Linked DNA regions of Mus musculus: all the other regions are linked to region 2. The links are chromatin loops, found by intact Hi-C in ENCODE. Cell type or tissue: heart. All regions are shown on one strand.

Evidence for each region. Peaks named below come from ENCODE experiments on the same cell type or tissue, not always from the same donor. Only the 100,000 strongest peaks of a DNase experiment are listed, where the experiment ranks them.
Region 1: it touches region 2 in a loop (8-fold over the local background); 41 of 42 quality-filtered maps call a loop at or near these places.
Region 3: it touches region 2 in a loop (6-fold over the local background); 11 of 42 quality-filtered maps call a loop at or near these places.

What each region holds. Positions count from the first base shown.
Region 1 is chr11:109,870,425-109,878,424 of GRCm38, forward strand. No RefSeq gene overlaps it. Among named protein-coding and RNA genes, the nearest start is that of 1700023C21Rik, 29 kb to the left of the region's middle. In heart, a CTCF peak has its summit at 3,141 (motif pointing right); DNase peaks (open chromatin) are centred at 2,937, 3,607, 4,797, 5,207 and 2 weaker places; H3K27ac peaks cover 300 bases; H3K27me3 peaks cover 356 bases.
Region 2 is chr11:110,263,896-110,271,895 of GRCm38, forward strand. It overlaps Abca5 (ATP-binding cassette, sub-family A (ABC1), member 5), which reads right to left. Exons shown (of 39, transcript NM_147219.2): 39 at 5,474-8,000. Among named protein-coding and RNA genes, the nearest start is that of Abca6, 16 kb to the left of the region's middle. In heart, no CTCF peak of the experiment used is centred here; a DNase peak (open chromatin) is centred at 4,756; H3K27ac peaks cover 294 bases.
Region 3 is chr11:109,888,355-109,896,354 of GRCm38, forward strand. No RefSeq gene overlaps it. Among named protein-coding and RNA genes, the nearest start is that of Gm39444, 38 kb to the right of the region's middle. In heart, a CTCF peak has its summit at 3,760 (motif pointing right); DNase peaks (open chromatin) are centred at 3,447, 3,877 and 7,387.

The DNA.
Region 1 (8,000 bases), 390 kb before region 2:
CTCCTCCTCCTCCTCCTTCTTTCTCCTTCTCCTCCTCCTCCTCCTCCTCCTTCTTTCTCCTTCTCCTCCTTCTCCTCCTCCTCCTCCTCCTCCTCCTCCCCCTTCTTCTAGATTTTCTAGATTTACCATCTTTCCTGCAGCCTGAGTAGTGGTCACTGACAGAGGATAAATGGTGAACTACAGATGGGTCCTCAGCATCTCATGAACCTGTTGGGACAGCAGTGTGTTCTCTGCGTTCGCTATGGAACTATTTCCCATGCATCGGTTTCTGTGCTAAGACCTGTCTCTGGGACATGGTCCTAATCAACAATGAAAATCTCTTAAGACGTTTTGTGAGCAAAGTTTTCTATATTGTGGTCCACAGGGCAGATGCTTTTTAGGCATCTCTACAAAAATATTCTTTGGCTATTGAAGCTTAAAAGATTGTGTGTGTGTGTGTGTGTGTGTGTGTGTGTGTGTGTGTGTGTATACCAGAGGTCAACCTTAGCTGTTGTCTTCAGGAGCCCTTGTTTTTTGTCTTTTGTTTTTTTGGGTCAGGGTCTCTTACTGGTCTGTCTGTCTCCCTTGGATTGTAATTATACATCACCAATAACGCTATATTTTTGTTTTATTTTGGATGTGGTTTCTGAGACAAACCAGGCCTTCTTGTTAGGATGGCAGAAATGACTAAGGCATTCCTGAAGAGGTGTGTGTGTATTCCTGGACTCATGGACTCCTGATTGAAAATCCACGGTCGGAGCAGAGTGGTCTCTGTGGATGAGCCTCCTGGTTCTCATTTTCTCCACGGACATTTTTAATATTGTAGGATAGACAACAGTAACTTCTGTTGGAAGCGGATGCAATGTTTGTAGTGTCCTTAGCTGTTTGCTGTTTTCTTCTCTTCCTGTTACAGAGTTAGGGTATGGGCCAGTCTTAGGACAAGGAGTTACAGAGGATATTTCAAAATGCATACCAGAGCCTGGGGTATGGAAGGGACTGTGCCTCTTAGAGTCCATGTCAACAAGTACAAGGAGCACACGAGGATTCACCTTCTTCCTCCGTCTTGTTGAGGAACTTTCTGGAACGGAAGGTTCATCTGGATTCTTTGGGTAGAGGAAGAAACACATACTCATGTGCATCATTAGCCTAGGTCCGTCCTGCTTTGCCTCTGTCTTACCTGGATACTGAGTTAGGTTATGAAGTAGGCTGAAGGACAGGTGTTGTGGGGAACACCTTTCATCCCAGCATGTGGTAGTGGTAGGTTGATCTCTACCTGGCTCTCTGTGAGTTCAAGGCCAGTCTGGTCTAAGCTGTGAGTGAGAGCCAGGTCATCAGCCAGAGTGTCTCAAAAGGCATTTATGCTTGGGGTGGGGGGTGGATGGGACTGTGGAGGGTGTGTGTGTGTGTGTGTGTGTGTGTGTGTAGGGGCATCAGAGAAACAGGTTAAGAAATCAATTCATCTTCTCTTTGAGGGGATAAAAGAGGATGCACAAAGGCATCTGCTGGTTCGTGTGTAATGCGGATGTGTCCCCAGGTTTCACAAGTTGGATACTTGGTTTCCGACACAGCAACACTGAGATGCTGACCCTCTGGGCTGTCTTAGAAATTCGACTTTGTTATGCTAAGCCCTCTGCGGAATGCTAGCCCAGGATCTTGTGTGACGCCCTTGGCCATGCTCTGATGTAACAGGAAGACCCTCACTAGATGCTGGGTAGGTGCTATAGCTATGATCTTGGACTTCCCAGACTGCAGAGCTGGGGCTTAAATAAGCCTGCATGCTGTAGAGGTATTTGGTTATCAGAAAATAAGACAGAAGGTTTCTGCACTCTAAACGTTATAACAGGCCTCTAGACCTTAGACACCCACCCGCCCCAGACCTTACTTAGTACAACTGACGCCATGTTGGAAGCCCATTCAGGCCCTGGAAACTAGCGAGAGACAAAGGCTAAGTCAACAGTTCCAGGATGCAGCCGGGGAAATCTCTCAATGTGCTAACCTTGCTTTTCAGTTTCGGTTGTTCCGCTCCTTGCTAACCGTTCTTGTTAACGGAAGTGTGTCACCTCAGAATATGTTTTGTTGTTTGTTTGTTTTGTACTGAGAGGCTCAGGTAAGGTACGGCTTGCGGCTGAATGGCTTGGGTATGTTTTCTGTGCAGCCAGCTGGCTATAAAGACTTTCTATTTGGCTCTAAGAGTCCGTGTGTTCTCTGACGGAGTTACCTCACAACAACTTGAGAGGTCACATGAGAGAATTCTTCTAAAGTGAATCGTTTGCATTTGTTCTTTTGAAAATCTTAAAGTTGATTTATCTTATGTGTATGAGTGTTTCCATTTATGTGTCTCTGTGAATTACACAAATGCTAGGGGCTTGTGGAGGTCAGAAGAGGATGTTAGACTCCCTTGATCTGGAACTAGGGACGGCTGTAAGTCACCATAGGAGTACTAGGAAGTGAACTTAGGTTCTCTGCTAGAGCAACGAGTGCTTTTAACCACGGCACCATCTTTCCACACTCCACCTTCCAATTTGCATATATTCTTGATCAACCTGCCTTTATAATGAGTAGACTAGAGATTTCAGTTCCTGGGTCTCAGGTCTCACATCTCCCACTGTCCCCTGCCTCCAAGTCACAGGAGTCATTTTAAGTGTGTTCAGACAATTAAAAGAAAATGACTGATGTGTCCAGTAACATTGGCAGCTGAGGGTCTTTTGCAAGAGTCTTCTTCCTAGAGGTTGAGCCTATATCTGAGCTAGACCAGCAGAAGCTCTTCAGAAGAAACACAGTGATTATTAAAGGGAACCGTCCCTGGTTAGATCTGAATGCAGTTCAAGCTGCTACTTCCCAAGAAACCAGGATCAAATACTGGGGAGACACATTTTTGGTCCACCTTCATCAGGAGCAAATTCATGCCATAGCTCTGCTAAAAATAAGAAGCCCATCAGAGCCGGGCGGTGGTGACTTACACCTTTAATCCCAGCACTTGGGAGGCAGAGGCAGGCGGAATTCTGAGTTCGAGATCAGCCTGGTCTACAGAGTGAGTTCCAGGACAGCCAGGTCTACACAGAGAAACCCTGTCTCAAAAAAAAAAAAAAAATAAAAATAAAAAAAAGAAAGAAATCCATCAGAATATTTTCCAGATTCGACCAGAAGATGGCGCAATCTGAAAACTAATTTACGCATCTCCACAAAACAAGGTTTTTTTCCCCGCACTAGGGTCTCACAGAACCAAGTATTACAAAACACAGTTTTAAAATGCTTATTATATATCCTAATATCCTAAATATCATGATAATTCTTTGCATTCCTTGGTGGGGAGTATTTCTATGAAAAGGTTTTTTGGGGGAATGATACAAATAAGGCAAGCCCCCCCCCAATCTTTGCACATTCTGGAATTTTAGAACATGTTCCCAGATTCCTATAGGGAAGGGTACATGAACAAAGGACTCCTCTGTGGCTGTAAATAAGAAGCTGGGTTGGGGCTGGGAGGAGGAGCGCGCTCTAGAAAGAACCGATTTCATGGCCGGAGCTCTGTGACCTTTTCCTGCTGCCCCAGAGGGACAGAAGCTTCCTGACTGCTACAATCCAACCATTTGGTTTTTCTTACTCTCATGGAATTTAAGAGTTGGATGGGACTCTTGAGAACATTTGGTCCAAGCCTTCTCCCGGCACGGAAGTCGTTCTCATTATCTCCCTGGCCACAGCAAGAAACAACATCTGTCCGAACCTCACCACAGCCATCCCATTTCCGTGCGGCTCTGGGGGGCGGGGTAGCCTCGGAAAGACGGGGTGGGGGGGGAGAGGGGGCTAGCCTCTTCCGCTGTACTGATAATGATAATACTTCACGAATGTGGTACGTACACACTTCCTCATTGAAAACCAACATTCCTCTAAGGGATGGGGTACGTTGTGGGTCACACAATAAGCAAACCAGATTGCATAACTCCCTCTCCTGAATTCCACAGCCAGCATCTGAGGAGGGTACTATTGTTTCCTTGTGTGAGAATGAGGGACTTGGTGCTCAGAGAGATTAAGTCGCCTGCCATCAGAAAACTCGGCACATAAAGAGTAATCGGTGATGGTCGTCACCAGAGGCTTGCCATGAAGGGTCTAACCCGAAGTTCATGCCTTCAACTCTGCTATTCATGCATCTCTGTGTGACAAAGGGCCACCAGAGCCCTCACTGGGTACATCTACCTCACTGAGGCACCTAGCTCATTCTCCCACGGCTGCTCAGCAATGTGTCTAAGCTCTCTACCTTCTGATTCACGAGAACCCTCCAGGTATCACATACTAAGATCGTGCCTATCACTAGCCCTATCTTTCTAACTGTCCTCTAGAGAGATGAGGCCCGGGGACATGGTTCAATGGGTAAAATACTCGCCTCAGAATCATGAGGATCTGATTTTGATCTCCACAACCCAGACAAGAAGCCAGGCTCTGTGGCTGTGATCCTAGTTCCGGGGAGACAAAGACAAGGCAGATATCCCTGGAATCCATAGTCCAACCAATGTAGGAGAATTGGTGAGAGACCCTGCCTTGAACATTAAGGTGGAGAGTGGCTGAGGGAGACACTTGGCATTGACCTCTGGCCTCCATATGTACAAGTGTACATGAGTGCATACGAATGCACAAATGCAACTATAGCTGTCAATCATCTACCTTACTGCCCCTTGTAAATCACTAACCCCCATGGAGTCCTGTTTTCCTAGTCTGTAGGCCTCATTGTACGGTGTTGTAATCTTCTGTAACTCACTGGACATCTGCCTTCCCCATTAGACTCTGTGAGGGCCAGAGTTACTTTGTTGTTATCATTTCCCTGGGGCCTCATCCAGTTCCCTGAATGGCGCAGCTGTTCAGTTGATAACATAGCCAGTCTACCGATGGGAATAATCAGACCTTCATTCCTCCTACACAAGATAATTGTGAGAAACAAAGAAGGGGTCTGCTCATGAAAAGCACCGTGTTCTGTTAAAACCAAGCAACCAACCAACCAAGCAACCAAGCAAGCAACCAAGCAACCAACCAACCAACCAACCAACCAACCAACCGAACAAACAAAACAACACCAACAAAAACCAGTTCTGCCATCACTGGTAACAAACAAACTACATGTTAGGCTGATTAAGAAACCAGCTTCTCTCCTGGCTAAAAGCCCCAAATGGTCTCATTCATGCCTCTTGGCAGCCTTGGTGGAAGCCAAAGATGGTGGAAGCCAAAGATGACACAAGTATTTGGGAGGCTCTGCTCTGATTCCCAAGTGATTTTAGTGTTAACACCTTCACAGGGTCAATATTAGGATAGCGGTAAAGGCCTGCTGAGAGAAAATCTCCTCTGGTCAGGAGACTGCAGTCTCTGGCCTGGCTGGAGACCTACCATGCTGGTTGGATGGGACCAATCACCTATTCAAGAGACCACCTCTAGGAAGAGGGGCAGCACAGGCAGGCAGGCATCCTTAATCCAGGCTAAGGAAGTAGGCAGAATAATTAATCCTCTAATGAGTTACTGTACCTCTTCTTCTTTGAATCCCTGACCTTAGCCCAGGAACTTTATTGAACTGCATCTATGTAGATCTGAAGATCTACTTGATTTTGTGAAGTACACGGAAAAGCCCGAGTTCCCCTTTTCTTCTTCCTCTTTTTGCAAGCATGCTTTCTTTGACACCTGGGGCTTCCCTAACACTTTGCTCACTTCTCTCCTAAAGACTCCTCCTTTCTCTTCTAACCTCTTTATCTTCCGTCAAGGGGCTGCTTGTCCACCCTGGGGCTGACCCCCCAGGCCAGCTTGAATGGCATAGCTCCCCCCCCCCCCATCCCCTTCTCTCTTTTTCTCCTCCGGGCAGTTGCTAAGATTTATAGCTGAAGATTTAGAGCCTGTTCTAGGTGGTTTTGTTTTACATACTAATAAAATTGTCCTGTAGGCTTTTAAAACTAAAAAATAATGAGGCTGAGATGGCTCAGGGGTTAAGAGCAGTGACTGCTCTTCCAGAGATCCTGAGTTCAATTCCCAGCAACCACATGGCGGCTCACAACCATCTGTAATGGGATCCAATGCCCCATTTGGTGTGTCTGAAGACAGCAACAACGTACTCATATACATAAAATACATAAATAAATAAGTCTTAAAAATAAATAAACATAATAAAATTACATTATTCATTTGTATGGGAGGCAAAACTCTAATCATTTATTCATTAAATTATCCGGTTGTTCTTTCACCCCCTATCTGTGCTCATATAGTATGTTTTAGTTAAGTTTTTATTTATTTTGTGGGGGCAGGCCATGTGTGTCCCAGATCACAAAGAGGTCAGAGGACAGTGTGCAGGAGTGAGGTCTCTCTCCACCCTGTGGATGCTGGAGAGCCCACTGAGGTCTTTGTCCTTGGCTGCTAGTTGCTTTTTTCCCATTGGACAGTGTCACCGACCCTACACTTCAGCCTGGGGGTGCAGCTCAGCTCTAGGGTTCTTTTCTAGTGTGCACACAGTCCTGGGTTAACAAAGAGAACAAAAACATGCTTTCGCTTCTGAGTTCAGCAAATGGTTCTCCTCCGCCACATACGCGCTTTTCCCTTGATCCCAGTCCTGGCACTTCTTCTGTTGTTCCAGCGACATGTGTTGGACTTCTGCTAATGCTCTATGTCTAACACGCGAGGAACCAGCTGAGCTTCTTCTTGCATTGCTTAGATGCATCATCCATATGTTTAGGTTTCCTCCTTTTCTAGAACTAGTCTGTTGGTGGAATCGGCTGTTAGAGCCATTTTAGACACAGAATGGTATTGACACGTTTTTATTTGCCTGTATCCACGGAGGAGGCAATAGAAAGCATGGGTTAAAGTGATTTAATCCCACCATGAAAGGTTAATTGTGGCTGAAAGTACTTCACCCTAGTCTGGGGCATGGTAGACTAAAGGGATCCTAAAAAACCAATGTCTCGTGAAAAATTGGTACTAGGAATGGTATGCATTTTTCTTTTCCATAAGAAGTCTCAAAGTAGGACAAATCCTGTTTTACTTTCTAATAATTATCACAAATGTATTTCTGGAAACTTTATCTTGTTAGATTCTCCACAGATGATGTTTGATATGTGCACCTGTGGGAAATTAAACACACACACACTCACAGAGAGAGACACATATACACACACACTCACAGAGAGAGACACATATACACACATACACACACACTCACAGAGAGAGACACGTATACACAGACACACACATATGCACACAGGCACACAGACACACTCACAGAGAGGCACACGTATACATAGACACACACTTATACACACACAGGCACACACACACACACACTCACAGAGAGACACACATATACACAGACACACACACTTACACACACACAGGTACACACACATTCACATTGAGTCACACATACACAGGCACACACACACTCACAGAGACACACATATACACACACACACACTTACACACACACAGGCACACACACACTCACACAGAGACACACATACACACACAGGCACACACACACACACACACACACACACACTCACACACATACACACACACATGCACACACACTCACACAGACACACACAGGCACAGATACACACAGAGACACACATACACACAAAGGCATATACACACTCACAGAGAGACACACATGTATATACACAGACACACACACTTACACACAGGCACACACACATTCACATAGAGACACACATACACAGGCACACACACACTCACAGAGAGACATACATATATACAGACACACACACACTCACACACACACACACTTACACACAGGCACACACACATTCACATAGAGACACACATACACAGGCACACACACACTCACAGAGAGACACACATATATACAGACACACACACACACTCACACACACACAGGCACACACACACATGCACACATACTCACACAGACACACACACACTTACACAGGCACACACACACACAGGCACAGACACACACAGGCACACATACTCACACACACACACACACACACACACACACACACACACTTACACAGGCA
Region 2 (8,000 bases):
AAGTCTCAGCTAGAGTCACCCCCATAGACTCCCTGGGTCTTCTCCCTATCCTAGGTCTCTGGGACATCTAGAGAGATGCCCTGCCTTACTGTGGGCTTTCATTTTCTTTCCTCTGCTCTCTCTATACATGATTCCCCAACCCATTCTCTTACCAATCACCTCTCCCATCCAGTTCCCTCCCTCTGTCTGCCTCCCTTATCTATTTTATTTCCCCTTCTGAGAAACATTCAGTCATCTTCCCTTGGGCCCTCCTTGTTATTTGACTTTTTATATATGTCCACTAACCTTTTATTCACTTTGCTCATATCTGTAACTTAAAACAGAGAGATAAAGGCACTTATATTTAGGATTATTAAGATCTATCCATTAATTCCTATTAATTTTATTATTTGCTTTCCTAATCTCTTCAAATTTTTTTCTTTTCTTTCTTTATTCATCTTAAGCTTTTGACTGAGTTCCTGAATGTTGTTTTTGTCTGATTTTTTTCTCTTTATACCTGTTTGATCGTATTGCTCCCTCATCTTTGTCTTCAGTCTCTGATTTTGCTTTTCCTTCTGTTTCTGTGCATTGGTAGTGCTTTCTCTTGTGTCTTCTATTTGACTTACTGAGCTTTTTGTTTCCAGAATCGCAATTTCCTTGAGGTTGTGACCATTCTTCCCCGGGTCCTCTTAGTGCATTCATCTGATTATTCGAATACTCTATGAAGTCACTGATCATCTTAAACACTCAGCCTTTGAGTTCTTTGTCCAGAATTAACAGTTTCAGTACACTGAACTTCAGCTATAGAAAGGGCGTGACCTTTTTGAAGTACCATGCTGTCTTGCTTTTGCACATTTCCTCTGTTTCTAGTGCCATCTGTACACCTGTTGAGGTGGATATCTGTTTATCTGGGATCTTTTTGTACACCTGTTGAGGTGGATATCTGTTTATCTGGGATCTTTTTGTACACCTGTTGAGGTGGATATCTGTTTATCTGGGATCTTTTTGTACACCTGTTGAGGTGGATATCTGTTTATCTGGGATCTTTTTGTACACCTGTTGAGGTGGATATCTGTTTATCTGGGATCTTTTTGTACGCCTGTTGAGGTGGATATCTGTTTATCTGGGATCTTTTTGTACACCTGTTGAGGTGGATATCTGTTTATCTGGGATCTTCTGACTGAGCAGCTCTCTCCTGAGGGTTCAACTGCCAACACCACTCAGAAGCTAGAAAACAAATTTCTGTAACAACGAGAACAGGAAACCAAAAGTAGACATAGAAATACAATTAAAATCAATTAGGGCTGACCAAAATACCAGTAACTATAGAAAATGAGGGGGGAAACGTAGAGTAAGCTATGAAGTTAAAAACTAAGTTAAAAACAATAAGCAAATTACACAAAGGGTCTAGGAAAGAGTAAAAAGCAGCAGCCAAGTTAAATACAAAGGGAAAAGGGGGCTATGAGGGAGATAAAAGAGCAATGGATAAACCTGATTATAGAGCAAAGAAAGGGGATTAAAATTAGAGAAAGTTAATGAGATAAGTAAAAAATAAAAGCAATCTTTCTAAAAATAACATAGAAACAAAGGAGTTAAAATGTAGATGGGTGGTAGAGTCCTTGTTCAGCAGCCACCAAGTTCTGCATTTGATCCCTAGACAGACAGACACACACACACATGCGCACACACACATATGCACGCACACATGCACCCAGGTAAAAACAAGATTTAAAATATGAAGTAAAAAAGAAAAAGAGTTTTAAAAAAAGAAAAAAGAAAGAAAAATCGAATAAAGGAAAAAAGCTTAAGAGTTTTTTTAAAAAATGGGATTGTAGAGCCCTCTTTGGGGGTTCTCTTCAAGGCCGGATTTCCAGCTATGGTAGAGATGCAGTTGTAGCTTAAGGCCCTTCTTGTCACTATTCAATGTGCTGCTCTTTGTGCACCGATGGCCAAGCCAGTCGAGTATCATGGACGTACAAGGACGAATTCATCTTAGAAGCTTTCCTTCTTGTGTATCAGGATTCAAAGTTAGCACACTCAACTACAGCCTGCGGGCTTGGCAGGTTCGCGCTCACGCCAGAAACCTCCCACTTTGTGCATCAGGCTGTAGCTAATGTCCAAGCCATGGGGGCGTCCCTGAGTACACGGGAGGATGAAAAGGGCAGCAAAGTACTGAGATTTGCACTGAGGGGAAGAGCCAAAGGAACCCGGCACTCGGCTTGCTGGTCTCAATGCATTCGAGGCATCGAGTAAAGCAAAGTGGCAGGGAGCGAGTCTAAAAGGACAACAGGGATCTGTTGGGCCAGAGCAGGGTGTTCTCAGTCCTACCTGGCAGCGAACCGAACCGCACACCAGGAAGACAGCCCCAGAGGCCATCTGCTCCCCAGGATCGGTGCTGTTCTCCAGGTATGTCATCTCCAGATGACAGGGCTCTGACCTCTCTCTGTCTTGCACAGGTCTAGCTCCGTGATTAAACTCCGCTTGCTGGTTTTCCAGTTACTCCCATAGGGCTTTGTGTAGCAGAATTTTTTCCTTAATTGACGGACTGGGTAATAAAGATGACAAGAAGCCAATCACTGGGCGAAGAGGAGGTGGACCTTCCCTTCTGAGAGAGGAAGAGGGCAGGAGAAGGGCACTTAATTTTTGGACGGAGAAGTGGGAGCAGACAAGATGTATACCAGGAAGTGTTTGGTGCCATCAGGATCTGCTACCAGAAGATTTCTAACTTAGAATAGATGATGAATTTAGGATGACAGATTCCACGCCCAGCAGTTGTTTTATCTGTTGATTCTAAACTAAGCTTGTCTGGTGTTTTTCATTCTGCAGCAACTCAGGTGGGCCAGAGGGAAAGAACTTAGCCGAGGCGGAATTCAGTCAGACTTTGGGATGGGAAAATTAGGCAAGGACTAGGTTATAGAGAAAAGGTAGCGGAGGAGCATGGATCGGCGACAGTGCCCCCCTGGCCAGCCATGGAAATTTGGAAGTGCTGAGTGGGTTTGGCACAGCTACCCATGGGAACCAAGAGAGCTATCTCGGAGCTCTAGAGAGGCAGAGCCAGCGTTGGTGGGAGAGGCCTTGGCAAGGGGAATTATGCGGCCTTGGGCTATGCGCCAATAGCGTGGATTGTTTTTTAGTAATTATACGCAACAGCTTTGTCCTTGTTCCAGATTGGGCAGGCTACCATGCCTTCTGTAGTTTAGCCCTACAATTACACTCAGCTTGTTGATGTCTGACTATTCCCTGCTCCGTGGCTATGCCTCGTGCCTCCTGCCTACCTAGACACCGAGGCACCAGACTCCTTCAATTGCAGCTGTTCCATTCTCTCTCCAAAGTATCTCAGTCTCAAACAGTAGGCCCTCTTCTCAAGATGGTACCTTGCTATACCATTAGATATAAGCAGCAGCATAATGGATTTCTTTTCCAACACTGGCCTGCCATGCAGGAGTCACTGAAATACTGTATCATCTCACTGGATTTATGAATTACCGCCAGTCTTTCAGCAGAGATGCCAAGCTTATCTTCCGTGTGTTATGGCTTTGTCGCCGCAGCCCCCACATCGCCCCTGTAGCTGAGGCTAAGAGATGTTTCCTCTTTCCCCTACATAACCTGTTTATCACTAGCCACAACATGTCATGATTCCCTACATTCTTTCTCTGTATCTTCAAGTAAAGACATTTTGCTACACAACCTTCTTTCTCAGGATCACACCAAGGACGCTTCTGACTGCCACCCTCCAGGCTCCTGTCCCCAGCATGGAACTTGAATGAAGTCAAATATCTTCAAATGGTTAGAAGTTAGATTTCAGACAGTCCAAGAAAATGGCATTGTTTTCTATCACTGTGATCTTGAGTCTCTCACTGTAAGAATTACCAGCTAAATCTTTAAAATGACTCTGTAAGAGAAATAATAAATCTATTTCAAATGCATAAATAATACTGGCTTTACTATAGAAAGTAGCAGTTGAGAAATAAAAAAAAACAAACTGGAGACTGCAGTGACCTCTCTAACAAAGGTGATGCCCCCAAAATCCCTTTTTAAGGGTTTGTTGTTGTTGTTGTTGTTGTTGCCCATCTCTGCCAATCTACCTCCCAGTTTTGTAAGTTATCAATATATTTGCGCTTGAATGAGAAGTGCTGAGATTCCCTGATCACGCGCTGGAGAGCTGGCTCAGAGGTTAAGAGTGCATCTGCCCCTCTAGAGGACTCAAGCTCGGTTCCCAGCTCTCAAACGGAAGCTCACTGCTGGCTGTAACTTCATTCTGGGGATGCTAACTAACATCTTCTGGCCTCTGCTGGCATTGCGTGCACGTGGTGCACACACATACATACAGGCAAAACACTCATTCACATAAAATAAGTAAACAGACAAATAAATAAAATATCCTTCAAGACTATTTTGTAGAATACCTGAAAATTTGGTTTTGTGACTTCGTATGTTTTTGTTGTGAGCCTAGCCTTTAATGGCCCGCCATCTCTCCAGCCCGGTTTTGTGACTTCTTAAAGGCATCAAAAGAGGGACTGAAAACCAGTGATTTACTCCCTGTGTTGAGCCTACAAAACCTATGACGACTGTATTTGTAATCCTTTGCTTTCAGTTTGACAAACGGCTGAGGCTGTCTGCTGGCTTGCTTCACATTTCTTGTCCTTCATGTCTTCTCTTGAGTCCTGTCACTACTCCCCAAACAGACTAGCACTTATGAAGCCAACACACTCAGTAGAATTGAGCCTCTGGTCACCAAGATTGCCTGGCTGGCTCTGCCTCTGCTCAGAAGGCTTTCTTTACCCAACTTCCTTCCTGGATTAGGAAGGTGCCCTCCCACGTAGCCCTCTGCTGCCACCTAGCGGTCAAAGGGTTTATCCACCTTTCCACCTTGTCTATTCCAACGTTGCTCTTGCAAAAGAAATTGGATTTGTTTTAATTTTTCTTCTTCTTTTTTGGGGAGAAGGTCACAAGGGTGGGGTAGATCTGAGAGGACAGGAAAGTGAGTGTTATCAGGTACGTGATGTGAAATGCCAAAACAACTAATAAAAATATTGTTAGAAAAAAACTGGGGCTTTTTCCATATGACAGAAATAAGATATTTTTTAAATGCAAACTTTAATTGTAATACTAAAAATAAAACACTTTTAAATAAATAATTTTGGAATTACCCCATTTCTGGTAATAGTCACCCTCCCCAGCACAGGGCTCTGCATGTAAATGGTAAATGGCTGTTGTAAGTTCTTTTGACTTTCAACTAGACAGAATGAGAAGAATATGTCCAGTGGCTCGCTAAGCAACAAGAGTCTCTTACTTTTTTTCTTGGTTATCTATTGTTGAATTTGAGTATGATTAAACTGCAGTTCCTCCCAATGTTTTCTTATCCCTTCATTTATGTGGGTCCTTAAGGGATATTACCATCTTAGGCACAGAGGACTGCTTCAAGTTTGAATTTAAGTCACACATCTAATTATGAACACTAAATGAATTTTGGTATACAAACTGAAGTCTGTCATAGATTTTTAGCTCTTAAAGTTTATTATTAATAATATAAGCACATTCATTTTTCTTAAAGGGCAGCATTGAGAATTGTACATATAACACATTATGAATAGAAAACAAGTAAATTTTTACCTTATAAGAATAGCTGATACAAAAATAATTCACCTGAGAATAAATTCTCTCACTTTATGTAATATGCTATTTCAAGGGGAAAGATGAGAACTCAATGTTAACAATATTAAAAATACATTAAGAAAAAGCATTTAAAAGCATTTGCTATTTAAAAAAAAAAAAGTCCTGCGTTTTGAATGCTACCTGAAAATGTAAGATGGCATTGTAACAAATGTGAAACGCACGATCGGAATGAGACGCTGAGTGACCAACAAAGAACCGGGAAACCAACACTCACCCTAGTAAAATTAACTGTGCTATTCATTTTCCTAGAAGATATTCTTAAGACTAGTAGCAAAGCATTGTCATATCATAACTGGTTATAAGTATCTATCCTTGTCTTAATAAAATGTAAGATCTTACAGAGCCGAACAGTTCATCCTTCTACCCAAAGAGCCCACTCTGAAACGCAGTCACTGGAAGGTGTGCTTAAAGTATCGAAACATGTTTTAACAGAGAAAACCAAAACTGGCTACAAATAATCTCTGACAAATTAAAGTTTTGGGGGAAAAAAAAGAACCCTGCTTTTTCCTAAGAACAGCATGGAAAGCAGGGAAGAGCCCACAGAAGGCAAACCTCCCAGAACGCTTTCCACTGCTTCCTCCTGACCGGCCCCTCTGCTGCAGACAGCAATGCCTTCAACTCGGCAGAGTCTGCCTTTGTTCTACTCTTACTGTTTGGCCACAGATGGAAAATATAAGGCAGGAAGGTGACGCTGCAGTTTGTTTTCATTTGTTGCTAACAAATACACTTGTTTCTTTACCTGTATTGAAAAGAAACAAAGTTCTGAAAGCAATAATTTAAGATAATTTAAAATAAATCCATGTATAAAACCAAACTATCCACTGTAATATGAATGAACACACAATATAGAAGACTAGACAGTGCAGTCTCGACTTTCATTCCCTAGGAAAATTATATTTTACACTGAGCACACACTGAGCAATGCTAATAGACAGTGACCAAGTCTATATGAGAAAGAAGGCGATATGGCCTGTGTTCACCATCTCTATGAGACAGTTCTGTCTTAGGAGGGCCAAACGCTTTTAAGACACAAATGAAACCTACCCTTTTCGGTAACTGTCCTAGTAAACTATAAATGCAGCTTGTTTGTTTGTTTTTAAGGGTATGTGTTCTAGGTTACAGAGTTACAAAAATCACATCCCCCCCAAAAAAAGGCCCAAGGTACTTAAATTCTAAAAGATAGCTCTTCAAGTTTACGGCACCATTTAGCAATGACTTGCTGAGAAAATACAATGTGCAATTTATAATTTATCAGCAAAAATAAAGATTTCATCTTAAATACATCTTGACTATATTGGTCATGCAGTAATCATTAATTAAATGATTAATTAAATGTAAGATCCTTAAAGGATCCAAAATTATAATTTGGTATCAGGAGGCAAGCTACTGCCAATGAAACCTTACAAGAACTTGGGGGAGGGGCGTGTCATAAAATCCAAGCAGACTTGTAGGATGGTTCTATTACATTAGAGTACCTCTGAGATACGAGACTACACAGATGCCTTTAGGAAGGTGGAAAGAAACTGTCAAAGCAATAGAGAAAGTTGCCAGCCATGTGCCACCTTGTACTGAGAAAGGAAAACTTGAATTAGCCACTAGTGCCTAAAGTCACACATTTTACTACCCAACAGGACTAAAAGTTCATTAAATCTTCCCAACATTAAATAATTAATAACTTCACTGAAAGCTTGACCATTGAAAGTTGGTAGCAAGCCCTCTGTTCTTGCTATTGTTCTTTACGTCTCTGATGCAAAAGTCACACCACAATATATGTTTTTACAAAGCTAACACATATACAACAGCCTGAAATACAGTATCAACTACATCATATACTTGTATACCTGTCCATATGAGTCATAAAATCAAATATTTCTAAGATTAATTATCATATTTCAACTCTGTCACAAGAGTGAAACTCTAATTTTTATTTCTTAATTTAACCCTTGAAAGAGCTCCTATATTCTACCATGTTCTGAGGTGACCTTTTAAAGGAAGGTATATGCTGACCTACTTAAAACTCAAGAGAGTCAAGGAATCAAATTTAGTAATAAAGATGGTTATCCATTAAATGTCTCATCTAAGAATAAACTTAAATGAGCCCTGTATGAGGAAAGGCAACAACGCGCTCTCTCCCAGCTCGCAGTCGGGTGTCTGGAGGGAAGTAGAGATGAACTGGCCACCTCGACAAACAGCTGTCACTGCACTTTCAGAGACCTGGACTCTTACATACTAAGACTCTAGTCAGAGTCTTTCTGTGAATAACGATCACCAAACACATTTGAATTTTAATGTAGACAAAAGACATACAACCTGAAACATTTAATTGCCCATATCTGCAGTCACTA
Region 3 (8,000 bases), 380 kb before region 2:
ATGAGTTAGCAAGCAGTGTTCCTTTATTGTTTCAGCTTTGAATTCCTGCCCCGACTTTCCTCAGTGGTGAACTGACCTGTAAGTATAAGCCAAAGAATCCCTTTCCTCACATTAGTTGCTTTTGGTCATAATATTTGCCATAGCAACGGGGAGAAACTAGAATAAAGACTTATCATTCAGAGTATCTTATAAATGAAAGTCATTATTTGAATTTCTTGATGACATGATGAATGTTGAGGGTTCTGTAATCAGTAAGATTTATTGGCTATGCATAGCTGAAGTTTTGGCTAGAAACATTTTTATGTCTTAGCCAGTTTGAGAGCTGTTCGTTCCCATGTAGGGGGATCAGCAAATCATGTTACCTGTCAGTGTTTGGTCTTAAATTTTTTTCTTTCATTCTTGAAGCCAAGATCTTCAGGTGGTCTTCCTCTGTCTGGTCAGAGAATTGTTGAGGTTTGTCTTTTATTGTTTGTTGCAATGTTAAGTGCAGGCCTCCAAGACCCTTCCCCCAACTTAATTCTGATTGGGTAGAAGAAACATAGGTGGGTTGAAGTTTTGTGGGCTTGGGGAGAGGGACTACCATGAGGAGGAAGGAGAAGTTGGAAATCACCATGGAAGAAGGAGAATGTGCAGGAGGGAGAAGGAGAGCCGCTATTGGCTAATGGCCAAGAGAACGTGGCCCAGGGAACTGCCCAATTGGGTTAAGAAGAGCCCAGCTGGGATATAGTAAATAGTAAGTGATAACTTGGAGTTATTGAAAGCATGGGGTTATTCTAACAGCATAGAGGGCAGGCAGCTGCCTAGGTATTGTGCTGCCTAAGGCATATTTAAAAATGTAAAGGCTACGTATGTCTTTTATCCAGGAATATAAATAATCTAAGGCAGAGAAGAAGCTCCACGCTGGGATTTTTAATATTTCTTACTACCCAGAATGAGAAGGATGAAGGCTGAAAATGTGAGTTAGGAGAAATAGAAAGAGACTAAGCAAAGCATCTGGGTGCTGACTTACCTAGAACAACCAGAAACTCAAACAGATAGAAAAGACAGGCAAGAGTTCTTGTCTCATATTCAATACTGTAAGGAAAATATGTGAGTGGCTAATTTTGATTCCTATTTCCACATACACTATAATCAGAAGAACTTTATGAGTAGAAGGTTTCTGAGGCCGGCTATTTCCTTTTGTTTTGTGGTTCATTTCCTGGTAGAGTGTTGGGGTAACTGTATAGTGTATAAAAGTTGTCTCTGTGTAGACAATTGTTGATTGCCAGTCTGTCAGAGATCTGGATACTAGCCGCATCTTGATATTGTTGTTCCTATGACCATTTTGTAAACATTCATCTTTTCTTACTTGCTGATAGGCTTAAAATAAAGATCTGACAGCCAAGAGCTGAGAAGGAAGTAGGTGGGGGCAGAGCTTCTGGGCAGATAAAGGAGAAGGTGGGCGCAAGAGATTCGCCAGGGAAATGTGAAGACATGCTGGGGGTGAGAGAGAGAGAGAGGTGAAGAACTAGATATGGTGTGGTTATGGGCTAGGAACAATAAGATTAAACTAGATGAGCTAGTTGAGAGCTTACCCAGCTAAAGGCCTAAGTTTTAAAATATGTGAGTCTTTGTGTCTCTAAAGCACCGGTAAGTCTGAGAAAGGTCTGCTATAGTAGAGAGATGCATTCATGATAAATCTTGAAGGAAGGCCATATTTCAGCTATATTCTTTGATGTTTGTGTTTCTTTCTTTTATAGATCAAGATTGGCAGAAGGGAATGACAATATGTGTGTTGTTATTTTCTCTGTGTATTAATTCTCAGGCCTGGAGTACTTTCATGGCTTGTTCTTAGAAAATTTGCCCTGTTTCATTTCTCTTCTTCCTCCATATTTTCCTAGACTCAGTCAAACATCCCTACACCACAATAAGCTAACTTTACGAAGAGTTGCTGTGCTAAGGATATAACCCCATTGGTAGTTAGAGCATGCTGGCTGGGAAAAGCTTGCTTTGGGATTTATACTATTAGTCACTCAAATCATGACATCAATGGACATATTCGTAGGTCCTCACTGTTGTGACGTTTGGCCTTTTTAAAAAAAATTTTGCTTTTGTACAGCTTTTCCATGTCTGTTGCTCTTTGTTTCACTGATAATTAATATTAGCTTCCAGAATGAACTCAAAGTCTGCCGTGAAATTCTATGCAAAATGGAGAAACATCTGCTTCTATGGTTGGTTCTGCAACGAAAACTTCATCTTTGGAAGTCTTGACTTCTCTTAGTCAGAAAACTGGAGTAAAAAGGACATATAAGAATCAAATTTAAGAATACATAATCTACTGGGTGGTGGTGGCACATGTCTTTAATTCTACCACTTGGGAGACAGAGGCAGAAGAATCTCTGAGTTCTAGGCTAGACTGGTCCACAGAGTGAGATTCAAGACAGCCCAGGCTCCACGAAGAAACCCTGTCTCACCATCCATCGCCCAAAATATACATAATTATATAAAACATTTATTTTTATGGAATTTTCAAACTGCAGACAGCAAATGAATAGTTCTACATGTTCATTTTTCTTTGCTGTAGCTATATTTCTGGTGTGTGTGTGTGTGTGTGTGTGTGTGTGTGTGTGTGTATGTGTGTGTGCTAAAGTACATGTGCATATGCATGTGTGTGATGCCATCTTCTTGGATCCATCCTTCTACCTAGTTCTTTGAGTCTTGGTGTCTCAGTCAAAGCTCGAAGCCACCATGATGGCTAGTCTGAGGTGATCTCCTGCCTCCACATTGTGAGGCTGGAATTATGGGCAGGTTGCCACCCTGCCTGGCATTCACATGGTCTCTGGGATTTGAACTCCAGTCTTCAGGCTTATATGGCAAGCATTTTATCTGCTGAGCCATCTTGCCAGTCCCACTTTAAGTCTTACTGGCTCCCTCTTTAAAAGGCACCATGTATCCATGATCCAAAAGTGTTTTTGTTTTTGTTTTTGTTTTTCCCTTGTGTAAAACCCTCTTTTTCTAGAGAATTTCCTGAGTGCAGTACGGTTCCTTAAAGACTTTGGTTGTAAAGAGGACACAGATCCCTTTTGTAAAAAAGGGGGGGGGGCACCAACTAAGACAACAGCCCCATTCTTAGTTTCCATCATTCATTGTCACCAGAAGACTGGAGCCAAGGCGTATACAACCTGACTGTTTTCTGATTCACAAATAGGGCTGAATGCTGAATGTCAGAAACTATTTTACTCAAGACTGAAGGCCGCAATGTTGTGCCTGTAAAAGCCATGGAAGAAAAAGCCTTTCTAGTATTTGTAGCAAAACAAAACAAAGCACCCAAGAATTTGAACATTCCCCTTTTAAAACCGCTTGCTTTGGGGTGGAATGCACTCGGGGGTCAAGAACCCAGGGTGCTGGCACAGGGTTGCTGGAACGAGAAGCTTCAGAGAGCTTTGCAAGCCAGGCTGTCATCAAGCCATGATGGAAAACATAGTTCATCATCTGAAGTCCTCAGAACTAAAAACTGACCACCAGGAAATGGGCTTGTGGTGGTGAAATGGCTGACCACCCAAAAATGAGACAAACATGGCTTCCATCCCACCACCACTGGATGTTCCAACCAACACGAAGCTCCACCACAGTCAAACACGCTAATGTTCTCATCAGGGCTTCCTTACGGTAAGATCTCACAGGTGAAGAAGTTGATTTTGCATTATAATTTCAATTTTTCATCTTTTTTTTTCCTTCTGGGATATGCAATGCGACCAAAGAGCACATATTCCCAATATTGGCAGAAGAGGGAGCACTTGTAACTTATAAACCACACACACACAAAGTCATAGTGTCCCCTTACATAACTTGGCTTCATCTGTTTTTTAAAAACCACCCATCTTCACGCAGCTGCACAGAGCACCGGATGTTTTTTTGCTGAGAGTCCTGAGCATAGAAAGCTCTTCATGGCTCTAAGCTCAAGATGTTTCCAGCACACCCTGCCCCCCTCCCTCCCTAGTTTCCAATTATTTACACAGAATCATCCATTATTCTTAACACCATGCAACTTGGAAATATGTATAATCCTCTAAGCATATAGGGGCAAAACAAAACAAATCAAAACCCCCAAAGCAAGCTATAAAGATGATAGAAATTAGGGGGAAATAAATCCCTAGCAGATGCAAAAGTAAGAAAAAAATTAATAGAGGAAGACACTGGAAAACAGGAAGCATTCTCATTTTTTCAAGGAAAATTGGTTGTGAAATAGCAAAACACAAAAACAAACACAACTTGACTCCTTCCCAAGTCTTTAGTCGTTCATGCTTTGTTTTCCAGTATGTGAAATAGGTTTGATGGATTTTATCTTTCCACCACCAGCTGCTTTCTTCTTTACAGGTGCAAACAGAAGGGAGAAAAAAGATGAGGAGGACCCTAACCTGTGGAGGTTTGGTCTGCTGCCATGTATTGTAATTGCTAAATTCTCTACCCAAAGGTCTAGACCTACCATTGCCTTCTCAGGTTTGCAAGCTTTTTGTTATGCACACCTTATTCCTTGATTTAAAACTTTTTGTCAAGTAAAATTGTCGACTGCTGGTTACTGGAGGGATTAGAGGTAGGTGAGTTTGGAGTGACCTAGTTAGAAGAAGAGAAGAAGAGACAGGGCAAGAAGGAGAGGAAGAACAGGAAAGAGGAGGCAGCTGTCATGAGGGGAGAGGAACCAGGAACCAGGAACTTGGCCAGGAGAAAGAGCAAGTATCTGGGGTACACCACTGGGGAGGTAGCCAGGCCAGCAGCTAGAAGAGTAGATTAGGTGTGACACCCCGGTAATTGTCAAAGCCAAACAAAATAACCTCAGTCTGAGTATCATTTGTGAACTAGTTGGGGCTAAGCTTAAAGTGGTTGCACTACACAAGGCTGGGCTCATCTGTAACTGTCCTTACTTGTACATTGAATGCCACAAATTTTCTCTAACATTTTTCTACTTTTAACCAAAGAAATGAAGGTTCTTTACTGTCCAAGCCCACATGGTTGTGAAAGAGACTAAAAGGCTGAGTGAAGCTTATAGAGTGACTGAATGTGTCACAAGCTGCTTGGAGTCATTTTGGTGGCTTTAGCGATTCATTTCTTTCTCCTAAATAAACTTGAGAGGATGTCTTGGTCTGTGGGCCAAATCGGATCCATCTTTGTATGGGCCATGAGTTAAAAGTAGTTTTCTTTTTTTTTTTTAATATTTTTTATTACGTATTTTTCTCAATTACATTTCCAATGCTATCCCAAAAGTCCCCCATACCCCCCCCCACTTCCCTACCCACCCATTCCCATTTTTTTTTTGCCCTGGCATTCCCCTGTACTGGGGCATATAAAGTTTGTGTGTCCAATGGGCCTCTCTTTCCAGTGATGGCCGACTAGGCCATCTTTTGATACATATGCAGCTAGAGTCCAGAGCTCTGGGGTACTGGTTAGTTCATAATGTTGTTCCAAAAAGTAGTTTTCATATTCTAAAGACTATAAAAACAGAGAAGAAAGGTACAGCCAAACCCACATATGGCCCCGGCTATGACCTTTATAGAAAAATATCTGTGACCAATAGAAAAAGCCATAGAACACAGATATTCTGATTTTGTTATTATTAACACCAGTGTTGCTGCTATTGCTTTTAGTAACTCTATAATTCCTAGAGATAAGGAAAAACCTGTCTATCAATATGTCTTTCATACAGACACTTGCGAGTTCAGAGTCCAGAGCCTCACCCACTTAGTTTATTTCAATCTTTATGGACTCTTCTAATCAGCCTCAGTTTAAGTATCACACAATTAGGGGCAATCACCCACTACTGAAAGGATCCATGATTCACTGAAGAATGACTCCTCAGACTCAAGTGGTATGTAAAAGCAAAGCATGTTTTATCCTGCAGAAGTCCAGCATGCTGGGGTCTTCCACTCCAAGATGGAGACAACCAAGTGAGCTTGAAAGCCTGATTTAAGACACATTAGAGGTATTCCAGGGTACGTGATCTTTATCTTGCTCCATCTCTAGGGACATTCCAGAACCTTTACAGGGGTGTGGGGGGATGGAAACTGTTGCTGGAAGGTCTGGAAACTGTTGCTGATTCATTGCTGTTGCTTCAGGCCGGTGGCAGAGCAGCTTCTGATGGCAGGGTAGTTTCTGACTAGCTTGCCTGAGTGAAGCCTGTGTTTTGTTGTAGTAAATGACTTGCCTGGGCTTGCCTGGACTTGCCCAGTTTTTAGGCCTAGTCTCCTGAACTGCCAAATTGAAGCCTGTCATGGAGTCATTCTAGCCTTCTCAGTACCAGAAAATTAGGAATAGCTAATGCTTGGAACACCAAGCATTGTTAGAGCTGCTACAAGCCAGGGGGATCCAGAGAGAATTCTTTCCTTGGGCCTTCTGGGAAACACAACTCTACTATTGCCTTCATTTTGGGCACCCTGCCTCATAACTGTGAATGGATGGATCTGTGTTGCCCTGAGCTTCTTGGTTGGAAGAATTTTGTTTTAGTCAACTTGGGAAATGAAGCATAATGTTATACAGATTTCTTGACCCCTTTGAAAAGAGGAATGGTATGAAATTCTGCTGAAAGGCTGCTGTGACCCATAGAACAGAGAAAGCACATGGCCCTTTAAACACAGGACACATGTCATGTTCTTCTCATTACTAAACACAGTTTTCCTCCTTGAGTTGAAAGCAAAATTGATTTTGATAAATGACTGGGGAAAGGGGAACATACATGTGCACACATATACACATGGAATGGTCACAGCTAATACACAAGAGATGCTTCTGGTGGATCAGGCTGGATACTAATCATACTAACTTGCTTGTTACTTATTTATGAGAAAATAAAATCCTCTATTGAAGATCTGGACATCTGCAGTGGGGTTTGGATCCAAACTTGTCAGTTTTCCAGCAGGACCCCAGTGTTATAGGCCAGAGCACTTGGGCTTGGTACTGATAAATGCTAAAACATGAATAATATCTGTGCAGAGAAAGCAAAACTACTCTGGAAATGCAGTTTAGTATATAAAATCTTGGCCTGAGAGATTCACAGAGGCTCTTTTACAAAGTAGTTGGAGGAATGTAGGTTTGGGTTTCCAACCACTTAGTATTAGATAGTGTGTTAGATAGTGTGGGGAAGGAAGGTGGGACTTTAGCATTCACTATGACAAAACGCTTAGTGACTGCTTGAAATAAGGGATATTGAAGTATTTTGTGTTTGGATAAGGTTCAGAATATAGGATTACTATTGCCCGAGTCCATGCAGAAATCTGGAAATCATACAGCTTGTGGCTTTCCAAGTCTTTTGGCAGCAGAGTGCACTTGGGAGCAGCAACCTGTCCCTGTTGTAGAGACTAAGTGTGTTTGTCAAACATGATGTTGATATTTGAAACCTGCCTTCCAATCTGCAGACATCACCCTTCCACAGTTCCCTGCTGGGACACGTATCCAGCTGCAGACTGCCCAGAGGCCCAGGTCACAGTCTCTCAGGAGAGACATCTGATATAACATAGTCACCCAGAAGTGGAAAGCAGATAGTTCACTATTGCTGCAGGAACATGGAACGTGAAACTTCTAGATCATCCATAGAATTGCAAGATCTGGGTGCTTCTCAAATTGGATGCAAAACAGTATCTTTTAAATATTTTTATATTAGAAAAAAAAAGAAAAATAGAATGATGCGCTTTATATCAATTAAAAAGTGGAAGGCAGCATTGGGAAAAGAGCGGCTTTTGTGAGACTCTGGATGCAATCCTAATGATGAGCTCAAGCTTCGAAGGATTTTTGCTGTTATTAAATTGTTTTGGGTTTTGAGAAATTGGCAAAGGATGCGTCCTGGGAGAGCTGGAGACATTTTGAAGTGATCCAAAGAGAGTTACAAACAAAGGCCTTTTGTTGATCTAAAGTAACAGGATGGAGTCAGGGTTTTTAATTCTTCATTCTTTCTGTCTTAGGTAAGAATAGTTACTGATTAATGAGGCAGGAAGAAAAACAAGCCTCTAAACCGTGACTGCTTCAAGTGCTAT